2 separate regions of the Mus musculus genome follow, and region 2 is linked to region 1. A link is a loop called in an ENCODE intact Hi-C map of the cell type or tissue named here. Cell type or tissue: left cerebral cortex. All regions are shown on one strand.

Region 1 (2,500 bases):
ACAGATTTGCTGTGTCTGATAAACTTTATATAACAATTTTAGCAACTGGATATTTTCCCTTGCTTAATTTATTTACCTCCAAGACAGCATAGAGGCAGCGTAGTCATCACTGACTCCCGATGCAGGTGGTGACCTTGAGGTCATGAGCATCTTGATAGGGGGCAAGGATGGAGCCCAGGTGACCCACGGGCTCCTGGGCCCATGGACCTCAGCTGGTGATGCCGAGGTGTAATGGTTCATATTAATTGTCAACTTGACAGTCTATAGAATCACCAAGGAGATGAATACCTATGTATCTTTTACAAGGAAGCTTCTAGATTGGATTGGCTGAGGTGGGAAGTTCTACCTTATCTGTGTAAGGCCTCATTCTGCCGGGGAGGGGCCGGACAGAGTCAAAGGGAAGAGTGGGCGGAGCACTCATTCTACAGGGGAGGGGAGTGGGCGGAGCACTCATTCTACAGGGGAGGGGCCAGACAGAGTCAAAGGGAAAGAGTGGGCGGAGCACTCATTCTACAGAGGAGGGGCCGGACAGAGTCAAAGGGAAAGAGTGAGCGGAGCACTCATTCTACAGGGGAGGGGTAGGATGGAGTCAAAGGGAGTGGGCAGAGCACCACCACTCATCCCTCTCTGCTTCCTGAATGTGGACACCATGTGACCAGCTGCCTCATGCTCCTGCTGGCGTGCCTTGCCTGGCCTGATGGGCTGTGCCCTAAAAGCACACTTTTTCTTCCTTAGATTGTTTTTGTCTGCTGTTCCACAGCAACAAGAAGAGTGATGGACACACATGGTCTGAGATGGGAAGGTATCCTCTTTTTGCATTTTTCTCTCTCCATGCAACTTCCTTCCTGATGTAGAAATACTGTTCCCTGAGTCTGGTGTCTTTTAAAGCGCTCTGAGCTACAGAGTACCCACGCCACCCGCAAGGCGCTAGCTATTTTCCTGGGTGTGGTGGCCGAGGGAAAGTTGGGTTTCTGCATAGCTGTGACCTGGTCAGTCTTTGTCTCTTAACCTGACAGTGGATACTCGGGATTCTTCAGAAGGGCGAGACAAGATACCTAGGGACCATCTGGAAGCTTGGATGGTGGCATTGGATGGTAGACTAGGTGTGTGAGTGGGCTGATGCCAGTGGATATGGGTGGAGAGCCTCGTGGGACATGGGGAATGGGACATGTCTTCTCTGGGCAGCATGCAGGCTGGAGAGTCGTACACTGTTGGTAAGGGTCGTCCACAGCATGGGGATATTTCATGTAAGAGTAGGTGGCATAAGGGACTGGCTCAGTTTGGTTCAGAGCTGGCATGCAGACCAGAGTCAGAAGACGAATGCACCAGGAAGAGAGCCATATGTGGCTAAGAGTGGGTAGAACCAGGGCCTCAAAAGCTGGCCAGCTCCTTTGGGACTCAGTGAGGCAACGTAGGCCCCAAGGCGGCTTTGGTCCACCCACATGGCTGCTCACATAGCACATAGCAGCTGATTTGTAAAGGAACAGATCTGCCAGGAGAGAAGACTAATGTTACCACAGTACTGGAGGTACAGGCCTCTCGTATCTTTCGCCAGGCCAGGTCAAGGCTTACTGGCCAGTTCCTCCTGAAAGAAGAGGTGTCTGAGAGGCCACACTGATATAATGCTATCTCCTCAGGGGCGGAGACTGCAGGAGGGTGAGGCGAGGAGGCCTGAGAGGGTTCTGTGTTTGTGTGTGGGAGACAGACTCTGCCGAGCATGAGGTGAGGGGTGAGCTGCAGGCTGGCATGGGTGAAGTGAGCTCACGGGAGCACTGGGCATTAGGGCACCCATCTGTGTGGTGTGTGTACATGGACTGTGTGAAGGAGACAGGGCAGTGCTAGAGGGGTTCGCTTTAAGGCTGTGGTCAGACTTAGCGTCTCTGGTGAATGAAGCCGTGGAGCCAGGGGGCCTGCCCATCACTGTCAGACGCCCCTTCCCCACCTCCCCCAGGGCTGCCTTCATTATGTTCCAGTCAGCCACCCAACCCTCTGACCTTGTGATGTTATCCTGAAGGGACTGGTCAAATGCAGCCCAGGGCCACATCAGCTCCATCCCCCCATTTACTTGACATCCAAAGCTACCTTCATGGGATGGGACAGTGCACTTGCTCGCTCAGCCTTCCTGGGGAGTGGGTCCCAGGAACCCCCTCACCAATATAAAATGGCATAGTGTTTGCACAGAAGCCACACAGAGCCTGGGAACGTTAACTCACCTGCACGCTACTGGAAATATGCTACTGGAAACATGTGTGAATGTGTGTCAGTTATGACTGTGCCCTGTAAGGGGATCACAGGAGGAGCCTCTGTGTGCTCTGTGCAGATGCGCGTTATGGGCCAAGCCACACGAGGGAACAGGATGAGAGGCAAGCGTGCAGAAGAGGAGGGGCCTGTAGGCTGGCAGGGGCTGTGCATCATCCCACACAGCTCTTCATTGATCAGCCACATAGCCAAGCTTTGCTGGAACTGGAACGTTCTGGAACCCTCTGGAACTCTTCCAAAT
Region 2 (2,500 bases), 48 kb before region 1:
GGAGGAAGAGAAGAAGAAGGAGGAAGAAGAGGAGGAGGAGGAAGAGGAGGAGGGAGGGAGGAATCGAAAACATCTTGTTTAAAAACATCTTTTTATTGGAATAGATGTACTCAGAAAGGTGCACATTTTATACCTATGCAGTTTGATTATTATTTTATAAAGGCCCATGTATCTGGACCTAGATCAGGTGCCAGCTTCTCACGGTCCCTTCAGGCTCCTTCCCAGTCACCACGCCCACTCAGACTTTCACTCCATGCAAAACACTCCCACGCTGCCCGTCTCTCCTACAGTGTAGACATCACCCCTGTTTGGCTGCTGCTGTCAGGTTCTCTGCTCACATAGCTGCTACTGTTCTGTGTTGGGCTGAATCTACCCTGCTCAGTTCCCAGTTTACTTAATGCTTCTGCCTGTTGTGTACATACATGCATGCACACACACAGTGTGTTCTTTGTGTGTGCAATGTGTGGGCATGTTTTCTCTGCCCTGTGGTATTTGGGTGTTCTTGTTGGTCTATCTGTCTTAAAGAGTCCTTAAAGAGGACTTTGTGCAGTCTCTGGTTTGGGGCTCTTGGTAACAGCGCGTGGATTTGGGGATTCCCAGAATGCATTTCTGTCATTTCTCAGCAGTGACGAGTATACTGCAGTCACTTGCTGTCAGTCCCACTACACGGCTTTCTGTGTGACGTGGCTGTGCCAGTTTGTGTCCCCACCCGTGTGACTGTTTGTGTTGCTCCAGTGTTCCTCACTAGCCCTTGGTCATTTCCACATTTTAGATCAACTACTTCCTAAGGGCATTAGGGGTGCTGGGTAAGAAATAAGGTGTGGGCCTGTGCATTCCAAGACCACCTCTCCTGCCAACTTCTGGTTGACACTGGAATGGGTGTCATGTTTAACTGTGTCCATGTCTTCCTCCTCCTTCCCCTGTTTTTGGCCCATTCTGTAAGGTCAGGAGGTCACCACCAGCTTAGAAGTAGGTCAGTGACCTTTGAGCCCTTTGGGCTTTATGACAGTCTCCGTACTGATGCCACACACACCATCCTGTGGTCCTTGGAGACTGAAACATCTCCCTTTTTCATTTGCAGAGGCGGATCTTAGACGGAAGCCTGGGCTTTGCCGCAGGGGTGAGTTCACAGTGGGTGAAGTGTGTTGATTCTAATCTTTCCCTCCCTGGGGCTGGTGCCAGCCCTTCTCCACACCCGTCCTGATGTGCTCTCTGTAGGAGCTAACTCCTCCTCTGACTGTCTTCACTCCCCAGCTTACGAGGTACTCTCTACTCTTTCCATGGAGAAGGGAGTGGTTCAGGACTTAGGAAATAAGATGACATCAAGACTAGCCTGATAAATGACAGGAATTTAATGTCTCCTTTTCTTCTCCTTGAAGGGCGTTCAAAAGGATTTTTTTTTGTATCTTTATTATGTGTATGTGTCGGGGGCGGGGTCTCGGGTGGTGTGTGCATCTGAGTACAGGTGCCCCCTCCACAGGTCAGCGATGTCAGACCTCACTAGAGCTGAAATTACAAGAGGTTGCAAAGCTCCTGCTATGGGTGCTGGGAATCGAACTTGTCATCTGTAAGAACAATATGTGCTCTTGACTGCTTCCCCGTCTCTCCAGCCCCAGGAATTTTTATTTTAGGTACTTTAAAGCACACAAGAAAAAAAAAATCACCCATAATCTTTAGCCTCACTACGCAGTACCCACCTTCAGTCATGATTGACACTTGGCAAATCTCATTTTATCTGTCTCCCTTCTGCCTTCTTGGGAGCTGAGAATGTTTTATAAAAGCAAATCCCAGATCCATGTAATTTCACCTGTAAATTCAATATGTATCTCAAACTGAGTGACTTCCTGTGAAACCGCGAATCAGTATGGCAGCGTCTCATCTGACAGAAGGCAAACAGCGATTCTTCTCTGTGAGCGAATGCCCGAGCCGTGTTCACATTCCAAGGGGGCCCCCCCGCGAGATTGTTCTGCAAGAGCGGATCCAAAGAGAATTTGCTGGCTGTTTTCTCTAAGTCGCTCAGGTCTCCCCCATTGCGACCCCCCCACAAGCTGGTAATTTGTTGGAGAAGCTGGGCCTTTTTTGTTTCTAGAAGGTTCCACATTCTGAGTTTGGTGGGTCCTTCTGTTCTTGATCTCTGCAAACTCAAGAGATAGTCCTAGAGGCTTAGTTCAGATTTTATCTTTTTTCAAAAATCATTTCAATGAGCCAATCGATTGTGCCTGCATGTGAGCGTACCTGTGCCACAGCATATGTGTAGAGGTCAAAGGGCAGCTTGCAGGAATTGGTTTACTACTACTGCCATGTGTGACCTGAGAATCAGACTCTCGTTTTTAGGTTTGAAGGAAAGCTTCCTCCCCTGCCCCCGCCCCCCCCCCCCCAGCAACTTTGCAAGCCCGGATTTTATTTTTCATGTGTGAGCACATTATGGTGGTGCTGTATAGTCCAGCTGTATGGCTGTATCAGAAGGCACAGACTGGGGGCTTTCTCTTTGAGTAGAGCA

The links. A loop is a pair of places that touch in the nucleus more often than their neighbours do. Peaks named below come from ENCODE experiments on the same cell type or tissue, not always from the same donor. Only the 100,000 strongest peaks of a DNase experiment are listed, where the experiment ranks them.
Region 2: a loop joins it to region 1, with 2.1 times the contacts of the local background. A loop is called at or near these places in 1 of 42 quality-filtered maps.

What each region holds. Positions count from the first base shown.
Region 1 is chr11:113,510,309-113,512,808 of GRCm38, reverse strand. The region is part of intron 4 of Slc39a11 (solute carrier family 39 (metal ion transporter), member 11); the gene reads left to right. Among named protein-coding and RNA genes, the nearest start is that of Gm51928, 53 kb to the right of the region's middle. In left cerebral cortex, no CTCF peak of the experiment used is centred here; a DNase peak (open chromatin) is centred at 1,395.
Region 2 is chr11:113,558,131-113,560,630 of GRCm38, reverse strand. Slc39a11 (solute carrier family 39 (metal ion transporter), member 11) reads left to right here. Exons shown (of 10, transcript NM_027216.5): 3 at 1,082-1,120. Among named protein-coding and RNA genes, the nearest start is that of Slc39a11, 6.4 kb to the left of the region's middle. In left cerebral cortex, no CTCF peak of the experiment used is centred here; DNase peaks (open chromatin) are centred at 268, 639 and 1,167.